Linked DNA regions of Homo sapiens: region 2 is linked to region 1. A link is a contact called in ENCODE Hi-C or POLR2A ChIA-PET data. All regions are on one chromosome and are shown on one strand. The core of a region is the stretch at or near the end of the contact, and the rest is flanking DNA. Distances in the headings are between cores, read along the strand shown. Region 1 overlaps SMAD7 (SMAD family member 7). Region 2 holds the start of CXXC1 (CXXC finger protein 1).

Region 1 (6,267 bases), core at 2,254-4,753:
AACTCAGATAACCAGGCCAGCGACTGTGTGCTCATTTCAGTATTGCTTTCTTACGTTTTGATCTGCGACTGTCACTCAACAGGAACAAAAACAATAAGACGCCAAGATATGACTGTGCCGTTGGCAGATTAGCTGTCTGCATTTTCTGGGGTGGCTCACTCGGAGGTTAAATGATTGTCCCTGTCCCCTGTCCCACCTTCCAGTCACCTCATGAAGCTGTTAAGTGTCTCCTTCCCCTGCAGGCTAAGTGAGGATCATCAAGAGCTGGGCCTGGGGACCTTGTCAGCCTCACTGCAGCCTCTGAGCCAGCCCTGCCCCACCCCCTCATGAATCAGTAACCAAGAGGGAAAATTAAAAAGTTAGTTATCAGTGTGATCTGAGTGCACCATACCGTTCTTACAAATAGATGGGCCCCATCTCCTGCTCAGTGGGGGCACAATCAAAACCCTGCTGGGGGGGCTGTTTTCTGGGGAAGAGCCCAGGATCGTGGGGCCTGCAAAAACTCAGAAGCCCCCCCACCTTCCCCCCAGGGTGTCCAGGATGCCCTAGTCCCAGGAGGGGGCTGGGAGAGAATTACAATGTCGGGGCCAGCATCCTCCACTTTCCTGTCACTAGAGGCTGGCCTGCTCTCCTGGGTTGAGGCCGAGTGTCTCAGCCCCTGGCTGGCCACATGGCCTTGCAGGAGCCATTTCTGTGTTCTGGGCCTCAGTTTTCTCATCTGCAAAATAAGGGCTTGGGCTTGGCTGCCAAGTCCCTTCGGTGATCTGTGATCTTTGTCTCTTGGATTTGAGGGGTGTGGGAATGATCCCCCTATTGATGAGATATCCCTATGGAAGCCAAAGACTGCTTCCATTTTAAAATAAAAAGGTTGTAGTTCTTTCTGTCTCTTGGCTCGCAAACTCTTCCAAGTATGGGTGAAAGCTGAGGACTCTGTTCAGAAAAATGCATGCTATACCACAATTTGTATACATCTGCAGGGGGCCGATATCTTTGCTGAAGCCCAGTCCCACCCGTGGAATCCCCAGTTCAGGAAATCTATGCTTATGAGGACTAGTTATGGGGGTGCAAAGGAGAGCCTTAAGAGAGCTGAGGCCTTTTTCTTTTATTGTGGTAAAATATACATAAAATATACCATATTAACAATTTTTAAGTGTATAGTTCTGTGGCATTAAGTACATTCATATTGTGCTATTATCCCCACCGTCCACATCCAGAACTTTTTCATCTTCCCTAGCTGAAACTTTGTTCCCATGAAACACTAACTTCCCTTCTCCCCTCCCCCAGCACTTGGCACCCACCATTCTTTCTGTCTATGAATTTGCCTCCTCCTCTAGGTACTTCATAGAATAGTGGAATCAGACAGTGTTTGTCCTTTTGTGATCGGCTTATTTCACTTAACATAATGCCCTCAGGGTTCATCCATACTCTAGCGTATGTCAGAATTTCCTTCTTTTTTAAGGCTGAATAATATTTTATTGTATGAATATTCCATGTCTGGTTGATTTATTGCTTGATGGACACTTGGCTTGCTTCTACCTTTTGGCTATTGTGAATAATGCTGCTGTGAACATGGATGTGCAAATACCACTGGAGTCGCCGCTTTCAGTTCTTCTGGGTATATACCCAGAGGTGGAATTGCTAAATTACACTGTCATTCTGTGTTTAATTTTTTAAGGCATCGCCAACGGTAGGGCCTCCTTGACTTGTGCCTCATGTGTCGGCACACACCGATCGCATGCGGTGGGGGAGCCCTACCCACCGGGGTGGGCTTGAGGGCGAATCCTGGGGCAGAGGGAGTGAGAAAGCGGGGAGGGGACAGTCTGTCCCTGCGCGGTGGGGGAGGGGCAGTGCTGGGCTGCTGCAGTCACCAGCCAGATTGGAGCTCACATTTATGGGAGCCCATGTTTATGGGAGGCCTGGAGGCTCTGAAAGGTGGGGCACCCAGCACAGAGCAGCTGGCCGTGTATGTTGGACTCCAGGGCCTTGTGACAGCAGCTTCTGGGTGGGGGACCCTTTCATTCTTCTTTTATTCCCTTGACCTCCTAACTGGAGGTTAGGAGTGGGAGGACCCGCCAGAGGGAGTGGGGGCTTGGGTCTGGGAGGTCCTGGGTGCTTTAGGGGTGAAAGGGCTGGGATGGCTGAACAGTGAGTGTGTCCAAGCGGGAGAGATTAGATTACGGAGGCAGACAGAAGTAATGATTAACTTTTCCAGTCTGCACGCTGTCTCCAGGCTGTCGTACTGTTGTTTTTCCCTCTAAGTACAGTGCGGCCCTGGCCTGGCCAGGCCCTGGTATTGGGTTGTAAAGTGAGAGATGGAATGAGGGCTGGGAGTGCACGGGGAGGGGGGCCAGGGAGGGAGCTCGCAGGAGAAGAAGGAGCTTTTCCATCGGATCCTGCATTGGAATTTATTGGCCGGAATGCAGTAAATGTTCAAAATGCCATCCCATCCAACAGTTTTCATAATTGTTATGGAACAAGGGGAGCCGGGGGAGGGGAGGAATGAAAAGGACTTTTGTTTCTCACTGTATTTTTCCATGTCTTCGGACAGTTTTCCTACCCTCTAGAAACTGGAGTGGAGTTGGATCTGTGGGGGATAGGGTGGGAGAAGGGTCTGCCTTTGGGTCCTGTGATGCCTTCCAAGGACTAGGGGTCCTGGTAGCCTGGGGCTTTATTAAAACGAGGCCCACAGCAAAAGTAGCTTGGTTTCTTGCACACACAGAGCCCCCCCACCACCTGCAAAACCAGGGAAAAACTGTCCTGTCCTTCTAGGGGTTTTGTCCTTTTGGAAAATTGGCTTAATGATGCAGTGGTTTGTATTAAGATTTTCATGATGCTTTAACGTGTGTGTGTGTGTGTGTGTGTGTGAGTGAGAGAGAGAGAGAGAGAGAAAGAGAGAAAGAGATTGAGAGAGAGAGAGAGAGAATGAATCAGCATTCAGTGCCAGCTGCCCAGTTGGGAATCCAGATAGGGAATTTGGGGAATCTCCTACACTCTCAGGGTGGCAGGTGGGTAGGTGGGTGAGGTAAGAGACTTGACTTGGTAGTTTCTCTTGGACACGACAGACTTTCTGTTCCATGCTTGTCCCAGCCCTTGTGTCTTCCTGGGGGTGCCAGGGTCATGCCCAGAGGGAAGGCAGCTGAGCAGACAATGCCATGCAGGGCTGAGGGCTTCTGTGCCTGCTAATATGTGAACCCCCTTTCTGAAGAGAGCTGCTCTGAGTTACTTGGGGGGTAACAGTGGGAACCTGGTTGGTGTACCATGGAGGGGAAGTATCTGGAAATTTGAACTCGAGAAATGATTCGACTGCATGCACACTAAACAGCAGCCAGAGAGGCCCTTTACTGTCAATATTATGAATGGAGTTGGCTGGGTCGGGAGTCCCCACCCTTCCTCTGAGGCCTCTCTCAGAGGAGCCTGGGCAGAGTGGGCCTCCTCAGACAGCAGTGGCTGCAGGCAGCTGGGTACACGCTGTAATTTGCATGGCTGAATGCTGGGGCACAGGAAGCCGCGTCAGCCTGACTGGCGAGACAGACAAGAGCTTTTGATTTGTGTGGCTTTCCTCCCCTGCCCCGTGCCACCCTCAATTACATTCTCCATGGCGAGATAAATGCTCTTAGGAGCATTCATCCCCAGGTTGGGGGCTTCAGACTCAGATGCTTGGGGGGTTTTGGGAGGTGGTGTGGGACCAGTTTGGGGAGCCAGGGAGTACATTTTAGTTCTAGGAATTGATTATTTAACATAATTTGTAAGGACACAGTCACTAATTAGTGTTCTAGACCAGCAGGATCTGCGAAATATGTAGGCTTGGGAGAGGTGGCAAGGAGGGCGGTGATGGGAGGAGAAACTTCAGGGAACCAAGCCTGGGCAGACAGTGGACGGATGACAGTGATAAAAGAGATCCTCTCTTGGGGGCTCACCGTCTCTTGAGGGTGATGAATAGTAAGACAGAGTAAAAAGTCATTTCTGACTCTGAAATTAAAGAAAAAAAAAAGTTGGTTTAGAGATGGACACAGCAAAACCTGACTCAAACCTCCTTTCCCTTTTGATTTTATTTTGTTTTATTGTTGCAAATTAAATGCAAAAATGTACCCTGCTCCTCAAAGTGGTTTTCTTACTCTCTGGAAGGTAGTAAAAATAAATGGAACCAGTGTTGTTTAATACTGAGAATCAGAGTCCAGCCAGAGACCATGAAGGCAGAAGGGGGCCCATGGGGCCATCTTCCCTTGTCCCCTTTACATTATTTATGGACAGGTCAAACTGAGACCCTGAGAGGGCAAGCCACTTGGCCAAGGTCACAGAGCAGCTTGCTGGCAAAAAAGCCGTATCACCCCCCACTTCTTGCTGCAGGGGAGTTGCACCCCATGCGCAGCTCTAAAAGCTGGTGCAGCATTTCCAAAGTGTGTTCTGAAGGACACTTTGGAGAGGAACAGTGGGCTTGGTGGCTTTAGAGGCCTGTGTCCACAGCTCACACCAGGCAATATTCTGGGCTTGAATTGCAGCTCTGCACTTCGGCCAGTGACTTGTGCCTCACCCCTACTACTCCCTTTTTTTAAGATAGGCTGGTGATAGTATGCAGCCTCAGAGGGTTGTCATGAGCCACTTAGAGAACACAGCCTATGCAAAGTAAATGCTTATTAAGTGTAGGCATTGGCCCAGAACTGTTCTACCATGGGGTGTGGGGATGTGGAGACAATCAGGAAGACTGGTGGGCATTTTCTGAGCGGCTGGAGAACCCAGGAGCCTCAGAGATGAGACCAACGTGTGTGCAGCACTCTCCACAAGCTGGCCCCAATCACTTTTGCATCAAATTGGTACAGCAACCTTATGAGGCTGGCCTTGGGGGAACCCTGTTTTAGGGATGAGCTGAACTTACCGGGAGGCTGCATGCGAGGTTGGTGTGAAATGCATATCTGGCTTTGTAGCTGGTCGGCTCACCTCTGGGGTTGGCACAGGGGCGGGGGTTCTGCCATGGCTAGAATGCGCTAAGGGGTGGAAACGAAGCCTGCTGGGCCCGGGAACCAGAGAGCAGCCTGGCCTTTGAAGGAGACCCTGTGGCACCCCCTGCCCACCCCCAAGTCCAGCCATCTCACTTCACTGGAGATGCTGCAAAGCATGAAAAAAAAAAAATCCAGTGTTCTCAGGTCAGCCTTCCACCAGCCAGGATTCATCGTCTGATCTGTTTGGGGAGAGAGCATGGGGTGGTGGAGATGGGTTGGGCCCCAGTGTTTTCTGATTAACTCGCAGTTTACCTGAAACATTTTGGTTTGTTTCCTCCATGAGGAACTCACTCTAAACCCCAGCATTGTCTGTGTTTCCTGAGGAGTCTGAGGGAGCTCTGGGGTCCTATTTCCTCTTTTGGATGAGGCTGTGAGCATGGTGGATTAGAGACAGCCCCTTAAAGTTAGCCCAGATATCTCAGCAAGTTTTACGCGTCTCTATTTGGGGGAGGGATTCGCCTATTGAAAACAAGAGACCAGCAAGGGTCCTTGTGAATTATGATGGTTTGGCGTGAGAATAGATGGGATGGATTGGCACTGGAGTCCCCTTTTATCTTAGGCTTGTCCCTGAAGAGGGCTTGTTGATATCAGAACAGCCAATTTCCTGACAGGGTTGGGAGCAGGGGATGGGTGCTGTTAACCTTTGAGATGTCCGTTGTGGAGGGAGAGACAGGATGAGGCAACCGTTGGTGGCGCCTGGGTCCTGAGGAGGGAGGACCCTGGACCTGGCGTTAGCGAGGCGTGGTGATGTTTGCGCTCCCAGGTTGCCAGGTGCAAGCTGTCTGTGTCCACATTTCTGCCCTTCATTTGCCCCTGATTGGCACAGGGAGCCTGCAGGAGGCGGCCGTGCCTGCCCAGGCGCCCTTCCTCCCCAACTTCTCCGTCCTCAGCCTTCTGCTCTGCTGGACCATGGAGGAGGGGGCTGATAGGCCCGTGGCCCTGTTGGACTTTGGCAGAGGAATATCACTTCATTATCCAAGTGCCTCACAGAGATGAGAGCCGGTGGAGACCCGTCCTCACTCGCCTTTGACCCCAGCTCCCGGTACCCTAGCAATTGGGCACATTTAACCGTGGGTCATCAGCTGATGGAGCTCATGTCTTTACTGGCTTTTTTCCCCAAGCTTGCCCTTGTTCCTAAATGGAATCTTGGGGGACCCCCTCCCCACAAGTACGTTCTTTGTGTGTCTGGGCCCAGTCAGGCCCAGATAGCTTCTCTTCCACGCGTGCCCGTGTTCTCATAACCCCATGGCTGTTCTTGGAGCTGCTCTGC
Region 2 (5,807 bases), core at 521-3,020, 1.4 Mb before region 1:
GAAGAGGCAAGAGACCAAGCTGCAATGCAGGAGTTTATTGGGGCATTAGGAACTGCAATTCAGGAGACACAGATTCAGCTCGAAGTCAAATTGTACTCCAAAGATAGGAAGGGGAGAAGGAGTTTTTAAGAAAAAGAAAAAGGAAGCTAAGGGTGATTACACAAGTTCTTTTAAAGAAATTATTATTGGTGGAGGCGGCTGGCTGGCATCAGTCCATAGTTCATTGGTTGTTGTTCAGGAGACGCAGCACTAGTGAAATATAGCTGGTTTCCAGGACTGTGTGGTCATTGCAGTTTGGACCAATTCAAAGGTTCGAGGCAAGTTCCTGTTGTGTTTTAATTTTGTTTTGTTTGTTTTCCTTTTTGCAAGTTTGCAGGGAGTCCATAGAATGGCTTCCAGGCGGGCCAGGCACGCGGTGGTTCACGCCTGTAATCCCGGCACTTTGGGAGGCCGAGGCGGGCGGATCACCTGAGGTCGGGAGATCCAGACCATCCTGGCCAACACGGTGAAACCCCATCTCTACTAAACATACAAAAAAAATCAGACGGGCATGGTGGTGCATGCTTGTAATCCCAGCTACTCGGAAGGCTGAGGCAGGATAATCGCTTGAACCCGGGAGGCGGAGGTTGCAGTGAGCTGAGATCGCGCCATTGCACTCCAGCCTGGGCAACAAGAGTGAAACTCCGTCTCAAAAAATAAGTAAATAAATAAAAATAAATAAATAAATACATAATAAATAATAAATAAAATAAATAAATAAATAAATAAATAAATAAATAAAGCCTGGCTTCCAGGCTCCATCTTACAGCTGTTAACCAGAGTTACACCTGGTATATCACATTTGTATATTTGTAAATTTGTATATCACATTTCACAAGAAATAATCAGGGATGAGCATACAGATCTATGTTTAAGAATGTTCGTTGCAACTTTATTTAGAATAATATTTGAAAATGTTCTAAATGCTAAACAATAAAGAAATGGATAAGTAAACTGTGTTTAGGCTTATTGTGCAGCTTATAGAACTAAAATAAGATTTGATATTAGTTTAAGAATTGTTTTTAAATAAAAATAAAATAAATAGAAGCCGAACCGTGCCAGGCCTGGCAGAAGAATGACAAGTGGGAGGAGTAAAAGCCGGAAAGAGTGGTGGCAGGTGAAGTCGGAGACGACAGAGGAACTGGTTTCCTCCGCCCCGCAAGGCACACAGCCTGCCGACGCCCCATTAATACATGTGGAAGGGGAAAGAGACTGAATGGAGGAATGAATACAACTTGATCCAGGTCGTGCTTCGGAAGCGGTCACTTTACCTGTGAACCTCTCTGCCTGACAAACGGGCAATGTACGGAATCAACCACCAAGATGGCGGCGCCCGTGAAGAATCCGCAATTAGGTCGCCGTCATATGTCGCCTAGGAACGTACGGAATTCGACCCACGTACGGAATCGGATTCCAAGATGACGGCATCTATGAGGAAGTCACGCAGTAGGTGCAGCCATGTTGCCTGTACGTCGAGGCCGTACAAGCAGCCGCCGTACGGACTCTACTGACAAGGTGGCGGCGCCCTCGGGAAAGCCACATTAGAGCGCGGCCATGTTCCCGGCGAACATATGGATTCGGCCACCATACGGATACGATAAGCAAGATGGCGGCGCCTGAGGGGTCTTGGGGGCTCTAGGCCGGCCACCTACTGGTTTGCAGCGGAGACGACGCATGGGGCCTGCGCAATAGGAGTACGCTGCCTGGGAGGCGTGACTAGAAGCGGAAGTAGTTGTGGGCGCCTTTGCAACCGCCTGGGACGCCGCCGAGTGGTCTGTGCAGGTTCGCGGGTCGCTGGCGGGGGTCGTGAGGGAGTGCGCCGGGAGCGGAGATATGGTAAGTAGCGGGTCCAGGGAGGGGTTCGGCGGTGGAGGTCGGTCGGTTGGCAACAGTGGGGTCTGTCGGCCGACTCAGGGGTCTGTGGTGAGCCATAACCGGAGTCTGTGGACTGAACGGCGGGAGTCTATGGGCAGAATGATGAACCATCTGGGAGTTCTATGGTGAGCCACGGTGGGGGGCTCCTTAATAGAAGTTTAGTGGGGACTCCGTGTGGCAGTTCCGTGGGAAACCATGATCGGGGGTTCTTAGGGCAGAGGGATAAGCGGGTTGTAAGGAGTCACATTGAGTGGTCTGTAGTGAGCCGTGACGAGGAGTCCGTGTCCGGGTATCCGTGGACAGCCGCGACTGGGGGTGGGTGCGGGTGCCAGGTGGGTCTATGAGATAAACAGGGAGGGGTGCGTGGAGAACCGCGATGGGAAGTCCGCAGTGAGTTACGCGGGGTCTGTGAGGCGCCACGATGGAGGGTCGCCATGACCCATTAGCGAGTGTGGACGCAGGGAGCGGGTGTCGGTGGGTGCGTGATGGGAAGTATGGAGCAGAGTAATAGGATGTCAGAGGAAGGGATGGGGGTCAGTGGGGACTGTGATGGAGAGGTTTTTTGGGGGCCCCGATGTGAAATCTGCAGGCAGAGTGGGGATCCCTGCTGACCACGGTGGAGTTGTAATGGGGGGATGAGCCGCCACGGTGGGGGCTGCTTAAGGATCCGTAATGGGGGTGTCCTGCAGGAGGGAGATGGTTCAGACCCAGAGCCTCCAGATGCCGGGGAGGACAGCAAGTCCGAGAATGGGGAGAATGCGCCCATCTACTGCATCTGCCGCAAACCGGACATCAACTGCTTCATGATGTGAGCGCGGGAGAGATGGGCGGGGCTGACACTGGCAGGGTGGGGTGAGGCCGATGGGCCGCGCCCCTCACATCTCCATCGCCTGCCCCATCCTCTGCAGCGGGTGTGACAACTGCAATGAGTGGTTCCATGGGGACTGCATCCGGATCACTGAGAAGATGGCCAAGGCCATCCGGGAGTGGTACTGTCGGGAGTGCAGAGGTGAGGGCCATGGATGGACAGGGAAGGCAGGTGGGGCTTCAAGGGAGGAGGAGGAGCCACAAGGGGGGGTTATGGGGATTAGTGATACACGTCTGTGGTGAGCTGGAATGGGGCTCCATTGTGAGTAATAGAAGATCCCACGGGAAGAGGCAGCTCTGCCCTGGACAGGGGTGCAGAGTAGGTGGGTGGGTCAGTAAGGGAGCGAAGAGGAAGAAAGAGGTTTTGGGACCATTCAAGCCATCCAGTGCTCACTCACTTTGGCCCTACTCTCTGCCCCACAGAGAAAGACCCCAAGCTAGAGATTCGCTATCGGCACAAGAAGTCACGGGAGCGGGATGGCAATGAGCGGGACAGCAGTGAGCCCCGGGATGAGGGTGGAGGGCGCAAGAGGCCTGTCCCTGATCCAGACCTGCAGCGCCGGGCAGGGTCAGGGACAGGGGTTGGGGCCATGCTTGCTCGGGGCTCTGCTTCGCCCCACAAATCCTCTCCGCAGCCCTTGGTGGCCACACCCAGCCAGGTGAGTGGCTGCATAAAGTGAATGGATGTGTAAAGTGGTTCCGTTTCAGCCCTGCCTGGGTCCATGATTTCTGTTCTGGGCCCCCTCCTGCAGCATCACCAGCAGCAGCAGCAGCAGATCAAACGGTCAGCCCGCATGTGTGGTGAGTGTGAGGCATGTCGGCGCACTGAGGACTGTGGTCACTGTGATTTCTGTCGGGACATGAAGAAGTTCGGGGGCCCCAACAAGATCCGGCAGAAGTGCCGGCTGCGCCAGTGCCAGCTGCGGGCCCGGGTGAGCATGGACAGAGCTGGGTAGGGTCAGGTGTGGGAGAGCTGGTGGGTCCATGCATGGTTAGTTAAGTCTAGGCATGGATAAACCAGGTGGGATTGGGCCTGACTGTATCCTGACAGGTGGGAAGGGGCCTGTCATGTCCAGATGAATGGGGCATGACCTGGTATGCTGGGCTGGCAGAACACCCCCACCAACCCTGGGTAGACAGAGTGGGGCCAGGTGTTTTCAGGTGGTCATGCATGTTGGTACAGATCAGGCAGGGCTGAGCATTCCTGGCAATGAGGGGTAGCGGGGAGGTGTGTCTGGGGAGGTAAGGCCAGGCCAGGTGGGTAGGGCTAGGGCAAGGCCGCCCTCCATCCACCTGGGGCTGACCTGGGCCTTCCTCCTGCCGGCACAGGAATCGTACAAGTACTTCCCTTCCTCGGTGAGTCCAGCCCCCCAGGGTGGGGTGGGGCATGCGGGCAGGGCGGTCAGGGCCAGTCCTGAGATTCTGCCCTGCAGCTCTCACCAGTGACGCCCTCAGAGTCCCTGCCAAGGCCCCGCCGGCCACTGCCCACCCAACAGCAGCCACAGCCATCACAGAAGTTAGGGCGCATCCGTGAAGATGAGGGGGCAGTGGCGTCATCAACAGTCAAGGAGCCTCCTGAGGCTACAGCCACACCTGAGCCACTCTCAGATGAGGACCTACCTCTGGATCCTGACCTGTATCAGGACTTCTGTGCAGGGGCCTTTGATGACCATGGCCTGGTGAGCAGACAGGAGCATCCACTGGTGGAAGGGTGGAGGTTACAGAAGCAGAGAGTATCCCTAATGAGGAGACAGAGGGTATGGAAGGCTGATATGGGACATGAGTAGGTGGTGGGGTTGTCACGAGCGGGGCAGGTGGGTCAGTGCATGCCCTGCTTGCAGCCCTGGATGAGCGACACAGAAGAGTCCCCATTCCTGGACCCCGCGCTGCGGAAGAGGGCAGTGAAAGTGAAGCATGTGAAGCGTCGGGAGAAGAAGTCTGAGAAGAAGGTGATGGAGAGGGTAAAGTGGATGTGGAAAGGCAGAGGGTGGGGTTGAGGGAGAGGCAGAGGTCAGAGGCTGAATGGGGCAAGAGCCAGAAAGGGCTAGAATGGAGCAAGGGTCTGGGGTCTGGGGCTGACTTTGACTCCACCCTGACCTGACTTGTCTTGCTCAACAGAAGGAGGAGCGATACAAGCGGCATCGGCAGAAGCAGAAGCACAAGGATAAATGGAAACACCCAGAGAGGGCTGATGCCAAGGACCCTGCGTCACTGCCCCAGTGCCTGGGGCCCGGCTGTGTGCGCCCCGCCCAGCCCAGCTCCAAGTATTGCTCAGATGACTGTGGCATGAAGCTGGCAGCCAAGTGAGTCATTCCTGAGAGGTTCAAGGGAGTCAGGAAGTGCATGGTAGGGCCTGACCACAGCCTTCTGTATGTCTACCAGTCAATCAGCTATCCACCAGTCACCAAACAGCCACTACCCACTCACCCATCCACCTACCCACCCACCTGCCCGTGTGTCCATCCAGCCACCATTCCGCCAGTCACCTATTTACTTCTCCTTTTGCCATTTGCGTCTATTTTGCCATTCTCACTTACTGATCACCTCACTCATTCTGTTGCTTGCTACCTTCCCTGCAGCCGCATCTACGAGATCCTCCCCCAGCGCATCCAGCAGTGGCAGCAGAGCCCTTGCATTGCTGAAGAGCACGGCAAGAAGCTGCTCGAACGCATTCGCCGAGAGCAGCAGAGTGCCCGCACTCGCCTTCAGGAAATGGAACGCCGATTCCATGAGCTTGAGGCCATCATTCTACGTGCCAAGCAGCAGGCTGTGCGCGAGGATGAGGAGGTGAGCAAGCAGGGGCGCAGCAGAGCAGGGCCTGTACTTTGTCCTTCCCAGCCTTATTGTTCCTTCCATTCCATGCAGAGCAACGAGGGTGACAGTGATGACACAGACCTGCAGATCTTCTGTGTTTCCTGTGGGCACCCCATCAACCCACGTGTTGCCTTGCGCCACATGGAGCGCTGCTACGCCAAGGTTGGGGTGTCAGACTGAGGGGGCGGACCATGTGGGAACATCAGTGGGCC

What was found. A loop is a pair of places that touch in the nucleus more often than their neighbours do. ChIA-PET counts read pairs that join two places held with the same protein, here RNA polymerase II (POLR2A). Pooled maps may share reads with other maps.
Region 2: a loop to region 1 is called in a map with no recorded cell type, with 6 times the contacts of the local background. The contact joins the promoter of CXXC1 here to the enhancer-like site in region 1. A Hi-C loop is called at or near these places in 2 of 37 single-sample maps with no recorded cell type and 3 of 50 pooled maps. POLR2A ChIA-PET finds 5 or more read pairs at or near these places in 1 of 52 experiments (activated CD4-positive, alpha-beta T cell).

The regions. Positions count from the first base shown.
Region 1 is chr18:48,926,172-48,932,438 of GRCh38, reverse strand. The region is part of intron 3 of SMAD7 (SMAD family member 7); the gene reads left to right. Among named protein-coding and RNA genes, the nearest start is that of SMAD7, 22 kb to the left of the region's middle. RefSeq lists enhancers at 3,034-3,203, 5,443-6,267. Within about 2 kb of position 3,503, at least 31 of the 41 ENCODE cell types and tissues checked have a DNase peak (open chromatin) inside an H3K27ac peak, as active enhancers do.
Region 2 is chr18:50,283,655-50,289,461 of GRCh38, reverse strand. CXXC1 (CXXC finger protein 1) reads left to right here and starts at 1,770. Exons shown (of 15, transcript NM_014593.4): 1 at 1,770-1,875; 2 at 2,604-2,722; 3 at 2,823-2,923; 4 at 3,205-3,440; 5 at 3,534-3,713; 6 at 4,111-4,137; 7 at 4,215-4,460; 8 at 4,623-4,730; 9 at 4,900-5,084; 10 at 5,361-5,568; 11 at 5,647-5,757. The coding sequence starts at 1,873. RefSeq lists enhancers at 1,347-1,716, 1,827-1,916, 2,037-2,156, 2,977-3,026.